Linked DNA regions of Homo sapiens: regions 1 and 3 are each linked to region 2. The links are chromatin loops, found by intact Hi-C in ENCODE. Cell type or tissue: HCT116. All regions are shown on one strand.

Region 1 (2,500 bases), 340 kb before region 2:
TGGGAGGCTGAGGCAGGAGAATCGCTTGAACCTGGGAGGCAGAGGTTGCAGTGAGCCGAGATCGTGTCACTGCACTCCAGCCTGGGTGACAAGAGCGAAACTCCATCTCAAAAAAATTTTAAAAATAAATAAATAAATAAAAATAAAGCAAGGAAGAGGACAAGGGTTTTTTTTTTAGACAGGATGGCCAGAGAAGACCTCTCTGAAGAGGCGGCATTTGTGCAAAAGCCTGAACGAAGTGAGGAAGCAAGCTATGCTGAGATCTAGCGGGAAAGGATTCCAAGCAGAGGGAGCAGCCGTGCAAAGGTCCTGGGGCATTAGTGTGCTGTCAGAGGAAGGAGGTGGCCAGTGTGGCTGCAGCCTGGGAGCAAGGGCAGGTGGTAGAAGATGAAGTTGGTGAGGGTCAGGGTGGGGAGTGGCAGGGCAGGCAGCTCAGGTTAGCTCAGCTAACCCTAACCCTCCTAGGCCGTGGCATGGACTTTGTGCTTAGCCCAAAAAGTGATGATGGGTGCCATGTGATTGACACCGGTGAGAAATTGATCTGAATGTAGAAGGCATCCCTGTCCCCACTGGCCCAGTCCTGCCCCCACCCTTTCCTCCACAATGTGTGTCCCCTTCCTTCTGGGCCTGGCAGAAAGTGTGATTAAGATAGAAGACTTTGGAGTCAGAGAGATCTGGGTTCGAATCCAAGGCTGATAATCACCAGCTGTGTGACCTTGAGCCCCCCCAACCCCCCCTTTTTTTTGAGACAGGGTCTCACTTTGTCACCCAGACTGGAGTGCAGTGGCATGAACAAGGATCTTTGCAGCCTCGACCTCTTGGGCTCAAGTGATCCTCTCACCTCAGCCCCACAAGTAGTTGGGACTACAGGCGTGTGCCACCAAGCCAGGCTAATTTTTTAAAATTTTCTGTACAGACGGGGTTTCGCCATGTTGCCCAGGCTGGTCTCAAACTCCTGGGCTCAAGCGATCCTCCCTCCTCGGCTTCCCAAAGTGCTGGGATTACAGGAGTGAGCCACCACCCCTGGCCCACCTTGGGCTCTTTTGAAAGCCTTAGTTTCCTCCTCTGTAAAATAGAGACAATTTCCATGTCCTGGAATTGTTGGGCAATTCAATGAGCTTCTGCCTCTAAAGTGCCAAGCGCCTGGCACGTAACATGGTAAGCCTCCGTAAGGTCTAGACCTGTGGTTCTCAACCTGGGAGCTTCTGTCTCCCAGGGGACACTTGGCAATGTCTAGAGACATTTTTGGTTGTCATGACTGGGGAGGGGAGTGCTACTGGCATCTAGTGGTAGAGACCGGGGATGCTACTCAACATCCCACAGGGCTCAGAACACCCTCCACAAACCAATGAATCACCAAAGGATTATCCGGCCCCAACATCCAGTGGAACATAGCATGAGCACATACCCTAAATGCCCTCAAATATCCTAGTGGCCATGTTAAAGAGAAGGGGAAAATAATTAGGTGACATTTATTTTAACAACATATTTTACTTATAACAGTGTATCTAAAACATTATCATTTCAACATAGAATCAATACAGAAATTATTATTTTTTTTTGAGACAGAGTCTCACTCTGTCACCCAGGCTGGAGTGCAGTGGCAGGATCTCGGCTCACTGCAACCTCCACCTCCTGGGTTCAAGTGATTCTCCCACCTCAGCCTCCTGAGTAGCTGGGATTACACACGCCCACCACCACGCCTGGCTAATTTTTGTATTTTCTGATAGAGACGGGGTTTCACCATGTTGGCCAGGCTGGGCTCAAATACCTGGCCTCAAGTGATCCACTCACCTCAGCCTTCCAAAGTGCTGGGATTACAGGTGTGTGTCACCACACCTGACATTTTTTTTTTCTGGGGGGGAGACAGGTCCCTGCTCTGTCACTCAGGCTTGATCTCAGCTCACTGCAGCCTCCAACTCCTGAGCTCAAGCGATCCTCCCACCTCAGCCTCCCAAGTATTCGGGACTCCAGGCACCCACCACCTGCCTGGCTAATTTCTGTTTATTTTTTTGTAGAGACGGGGGGCGTCTCACTATGTCACCCAGGCTGGTCTGGAACTCCTGCCTTGGCCTCCCACAGTCTTAGGATTACAGGCTTGAGCCACCACGCCTGGCTATAGACATTTAAATTCTTTCTTGTTTTCATATGGCATATCCTTGAAATCCAGTGTGTAGTTCGCATGCATGGTGCATCTCCGTTTGGGCCGGCCACGTTTAAACTAAAGTGCTCCTGGTCCGTACCTGGCAGGTGGCTGCTGTCCTCAGTGGTGCGGGTTTAGGGTGGAGTATTTATTCCTGAGGCTCTTAGCACAGAACCTGCATCCACTCATGGTGATCTTAATTTTTTCTCTCTCTCTTTGTCCTGTGCCACTGGCCATTACCCGCAGGAGACCTGTGCCAGGATCCTCCTGTATCGAGGTGCCGACAAGGATGTGAAGAACAACAACGGACAGACCCCCTTCCAGGTCTGGGGCTGCAGGGGATGTGCTGGAGTTTCC
Region 2 (2,500 bases):
AGACCAGCATGGCCAACATGGCAAAACTCCGTCCCTACTAAAATTACAAAAATTGGCAGGAGAATCGCTTGAACCTGGGGGTTCGGAGGTTGCAGTGAGCCGAGATCACAGCCACTGCACTCCAGCCTGAACAGAGCGAGATTCTGCCTCAAAAAAAAAAAAAAAAAAAAAAAAAAAACACTAATGCGAGACCTCGGGAAGGTGCGATATAAGATCATAGAGGGAACGCAGGTCCGAACTTGAGGCCTTGTGGGGTCTGATGTGGCCCACAGTGCCTGAGAGTCACCCAAAGGGTCCCCCACTCTTGGACACACAACTGGACTACATTTCCGGGTCGTCCTTGCAGCCAGGAGCAACCACGTGACAGATTCCCACCAATGGAACAGGGGCAAAAGTAATCCTGGCAAAGACGATGCGAGGCATCTGGGCTGATTACTTGGTGTCTGCAGCTTCAAGAACCAGGTTCAATTCCCCTCCAAGTGCACCTGGGCTGCCTCCTCTTAATCTTGCTGCACCGCAGCAGCCCCTCCCCAACCCGGTAAAATGTGGGCGATAATTCCTTTCTTACAAGGTTAGTAAATAAAATGACGGGTTTAAAAATCTGGCAATCCTTTACCTAATCACTTCCTGAGGGGATTCGGGAAAGATTGTGTTGGGCGATTCTGGAAACTGTGCTCCTCTGATGGTGGAGGCCCACTCGGTCACAACCCCCTGAGAGACAAGACATGGGGAGATCCAGGTCCCATTGGCCGGGCCGTGTTCGGCAGGAGATCTCCCAGTACGCTTGGGCAGGGGAGTCAGGGAGGAAGCCTGTTCTGCTCCTTTTCCCGTGGGGTGCAGAGAGCGAGCAAGTCGGCATTCCAGGCGGTGGGAACTGCTAGGGCGGAAGCAGGAAAGCTGGAGAGAGCCTGGTGTTCCAGGGGTCCAGCTCTAGAAACGGGTGGCGGCTGGGGAATCTTGGCTGGGAAAACAGGCCCACACCTCCACCTTGTGGCCAATTGGGAATTTGCAGGCACGGCCTCTCAAACTACTTAAGGGCGCTTGGGTGCAGTTGGATGGGGTGCTGCAGACGGAAAGCGTGCGGGGCGAGTTGAAGGGGCCCAGATCGAGTGCTCTGACTGAGAAAACAAAGGGGGGTGGTGACAGTTATCAGGGACACGTTCGGCTGCTTCAGGAAAATCCCCCAGAGCAAGGAGTGCACAAAGTGGATCTTTACCATTATTTATGTATTTATTTATTTCTGTTGAGACAGTGTCTCACTCTGTCACCTGGGATGGAGTGCAGTGGCGTGATGACGGCTCACTGCAGCTTCAGCCTCCTAGGCTCAAGTTATCCTCCAGCCTCACCTTCCCCAGTAGCTGGGACTACAGGAGTGTGCCATTACGCCCAGATAATTTTTACATTTTTTTTGTACAGACAGGGTCTCCCTTTGTTGCCCAGGCTGGTCTCCAACTCCCAGGCGCAAGCGATCCTCCTGCCTCAGCCTTCCAAAGGGCTGGGATGACACCCCCAGCCTCCCAAACGCACCCCCACCGCACCTAGCCTTTCTTTTGTTTCTTTTTTTTTTTTTTTTTTTTTTGAGAGGGAGTCTTGCTCTGTCGCCCAGACTGGAGTGTAGCAGCGCGATCTTGGCTCACTGCAACTTCCGCCTCCCAGGTTCAAGTGATTCTCCTGCCTCGGCCTTCCGAGTAGCTGGGATTACAGGCGCTGACCACCACGCCTGGCTAATTTTTGTATTTTTAGTAGAGACAGGGTTTCACCATGTTGGCCAGACTGGCCTCGAACTCCTGACCTCAAGTGATCCGCCTGCCTCAGCCTCCTAAAGTGCTGGGATTACAGGCATGAGTTACCGCATCCAGCCGATTTCTAAGGGTTTTGACTCCAGTCCCTGGCTCACTGACTGTATCTCTGGACCCACCTGGGACCTGAGGTAACTTGATGCCCTGAAGGGAAGGATGCAAGCATGGCTGCCTTTGGAACCTGCTAGTTTTAGAGCCCAAGGGCCTTGAGCAAACATAAGCAGTAGGCAGGTAGGTCGTGGTTACAGGAGGCCATGGGCAGGACCCAGCGCAATCCCAGTGATAGTAGGCATGGGGTGTTTGTGTCACCCCACTCCCAGCTCCAGGTAGCTCAGCAGAGAGAGAGAGACAGAGACAGAGAGAGAGAGAGAGAGAGAGAGAGAGAGAGGGAGAGAGAGAGACTGACTCTGTTTGAGAGAAAGCAAGGGAAGAGAGCAAGAGTCTCTGCCTGGTAATCCAGATAAATCTTCTGGATCTTATCTAAGACCACTAAGATAGTACCTCTATGAGTTTGCAAGAACCACAGCATTAATGGGCTTGGGGAGCCCCCTAATGCAGACATGGCTTAGATCACAACACCCAAGTACTTTTGAATACCTGGAAAGCCTCCCCAAAAAGGACAGGTACAAACAAGCCTTGTCTGCAAAGACTACAATAAATACCTAACATGGCCAGGCATGGTGGCTCATGTCTAATCCCAG
Region 3 (2,500 bases), 290 kb before region 2:
AAAAACAGAAAAAAAAAACACAAAACCCCTAGAACACACAAAAAAATCCAGAAAAAAAACCTGAAATAAAAGCCCGAGAATTGTCTTCCAAGGGGGGGTGGGAGGGGAAGAGGAGGGGGGCGGATGAGGACGTCTGATTCTCGCTGAGACAGGGCTCGGCACGCGCTGAAAGCCCCGGTGCCCAGGTCTTCCCTTTCGCGGGCTTCAGTTCATCCCTCAAGGGATTGGGACCCAGGCGTCCACGTACAGGGACTGGAGGAAGATTAGGGACGCGGGATTATAACATGGGGGTTCATTCCTACCCCCCATCACCTCCCTTCCCCTGACTCCCCACCAAGATTTTGCAGAGAGAAATGGCTTTTGTACCAGGTCATTCTTTATAATTAAACTCACAGTATCCACCCCCTCGAGCCGGCCCCGCCTCCTTCCTGGGAAGGCAACGCCCCCTGTCCTCCGGGGCTCCGGGTGGGTGGCCCCAGCCCGCGGGGCGGTGCGCAAGCGCTGCCGGGGCCCGCCCGGGCGTCAGGCCTCCTCGTTCGGCTCCGCCCCCAGGGCCTCGAGCATGCGCCGCCGGACCAGGGAGCGGCGCAGGTGCAGGCGGTAGTCGCCCAGCAGGAGGTCGTCGTGGCGCACGATCTGGTGCGCAAGCCCGCGGGGACTGAGCCCGGAGCGCAGCAAGCGCGAGCGCGTCTGGAAGTCCGTGACCGCGATGAGCCACCTGTAAGGGGGGTGGGGACGGAAAAGGAACTCGCAGGTCGTTTCAGCCCTGGCTTTGATCGTCGAAGAGTCCCTGCCTGGTCCCTGGAGTCGTTTACAGGCCCTGGTCCAGCGGACCATCGCTCCGTCCCTAAACTCCCCTCCAGCCCTGCCCTCTCGCCTGGGTCGCTCTAGGCTCCTTACGCTCTCTTAGCCTGGTTCTGCGTCCTAATCACTGTCTGTCGAGGCTCCATCTCAAACCGCCCAAAGGCCCGACCCTCCACTGGCGACTGCAGGCTGCGCTCTACCCTAGGCACTCCAGGCCTGTCCCCACCCTATCACCCCTGGCCCCACACCTACTATGTGCTCAGTCTCTTCCACCCCCTCACAGCTGCCTTTCCAGGCTCAGACCTCTATCCCGGTCACTACTGGGTCACTCAAACTCGGGCCCCTACTCACTCGAGATCCCTCCTTCTCTCTGATCTCACCGGACCTTACCTCCAACCGCGCTCACTCTTGGCCCCGCCCCTCAGTGGCTCTGCACCAATCTCGCTCTTATCTAGTCCCTCCTGGCCCCGCCCCCCCAAGCTGTCACTCCACTGTCGCCCCGCCTCACAACACCCTTACACCAACCACGCTCTTATCTAGTGGCTCCGGGGCCCGCCCCTCAGCACCCTTACACCAACCACGCTCTTATCTAGTCGCCCCGGGCCCCGCCCATTCATGCTTTCACTCTTGGCCACGTCCCTCAGCGCTCTAAAACCAACCACGCTCTTACCCGGTCGCCCCGGGCCCCGCCCCTCCCGCTCGCTCCAGGCCCCGCCCCCGCCGCTTACTCACCGGTTCCGGCGCCCAGCAGTCCCACAGATGACGTTCATGTTCTCAAAGCGGATGCTGCTCACGCGCCCGCTCTCCATGGCCCCTGGTAACTGGGCCTCCAGGGCTTGCAGCACCTCCAGGTGGGTAAAATCCTCCTCGGGCTGCGGGTGTCGGAGAGAGAACCTCAGCCCGTGGCCTCCTGGTTCATTTTGGGTTCAGAAGTCACCACCCTAGACCCCACCTGCAGAACCTGCCACAGAGTTCCAGGTGGCATTTGAGGGGCAAGGATCGCTCTTAATCCCAGGGTACTGTCGCTATGGTCAAAGGAGACGACAGATTATCTCTCAGATGGGAAAGCATCTACTATCACTCTAGGTCATTCTCCAAAAAAATCAATTCTCACCAAGCCAATTTGCCCCAAAGTCAATGAACAGTTGGCTGAATGATTCACCAACTTAGCCAACTTTACGAATCTACCAAAAACTTTCCCAGCAATTTGCAATGGATGCGCCTGAAAGTTCTTGAAAATTTCTGCCAGGATTTAAGTTACACACCTTTCCTTTTATATTCGTATTAGCATTTTAAGAATGTTCAGTAGTCAAAAGATAAGGGTCATAGGGGTTTTGATGTCTTGTCAATCTATTTAACATTCAGAAACGTGGACTGATCACTAAACACAGTTGCATCACGTGATTAGCATGTCAAGGGTGATAACAGTTGTCATAGCACATAAAATTGCTGAGGAACTAAAATGAAATGAAAATTTTCACGATTTCACTGAAAAATGATGTCACTTCCAGAAAGTCATTCCTTGACTGGGGTGAGAGGGGAGGCTGGAGAGTCCCTTGCTCAAAGCCACAAAGAAGTGGAGTGATGGGGTGGAGACTGATCCCTAAAACGAGGACAGCAATCCCTGTATGCAGGGTGGAGAGTTACACGGATTAGCTGAGAGGGTACCTTGGAGGCCTGTGCCTGGCACACAGTA

The links. A loop is a pair of places that touch in the nucleus more often than their neighbours do. Peaks named below come from ENCODE experiments on the same cell type or tissue, not always from the same donor. Only the 100,000 strongest peaks of a DNase experiment are listed, where the experiment ranks them.
Region 1: it touches region 2 in a loop (4-fold over the local background); 5 of 110 quality-filtered maps call a loop at or near these places.
Region 3: a loop joins it to region 2, with 6 times the contacts of the local background. A loop is called at or near these places in 5 of 110 quality-filtered maps.

The regions. Positions count from the first base shown.
Region 1 is chr19:50,704,404-50,706,903 of GRCh38, reverse strand. It overlaps SHANK1 (SH3 and multiple ankyrin repeat domains 1), which reads left to right. Exons shown (of 24, transcript NM_016148.5): 9 at 2,390-2,467. Among named protein-coding and RNA genes, the nearest start is that of SHANK1, 14 kb to the left of the region's middle. In HCT116, a CTCF peak has its summit at 1,296 (motif pointing left); a DNase peak (open chromatin) is centred at 1,293.
Region 2 is chr19:50,367,237-50,369,736 of GRCh38, reverse strand. All of the region lies in intron 3 of LOC105372437 (a long non-coding RNA gene), which reads right to left. It also overlaps a transcript of NAPSA not described here. Among named protein-coding and RNA genes, the nearest start is that of NAPSA, 2.8 kb to the right of the region's middle. RefSeq lists an enhancer at 895-954. In HCT116, a CTCF peak has its summit at 989 (motif pointing left); DNase peaks (open chromatin) are centred at 376 and 996; H3K4me3 peaks cover 1,150 bases; H3K27ac peaks cover 987 bases.
Region 3 is chr19:50,657,165-50,659,664 of GRCh38, reverse strand. C19orf81 (chromosome 19 open reading frame 81) reads right to left here. Exons shown (of 5, transcript NM_001195076.2): 4 at 1,537-1,676; 5 at 359-718. The coding sequence ends at 523. SHANK1 (SH3 and multiple ankyrin repeat domains 1) reads left to right here. Exons shown (of 24, transcript NM_016148.5): 24 at 1-410. It also overlaps a transcript of SYT3 not described here. Among named protein-coding and RNA genes, the nearest start is that of C19orf81, 9.0 kb to the right of the region's middle. RefSeq lists a silencer at 1,415-1,504 and an enhancer at 1,725-1,794. In HCT116, no CTCF peak of the experiment used is centred here; DNase peaks (open chromatin) are centred at 534 and 1,384; H3K4me3 peaks cover 2,277 bases; H3K27ac peaks cover 1,575 bases.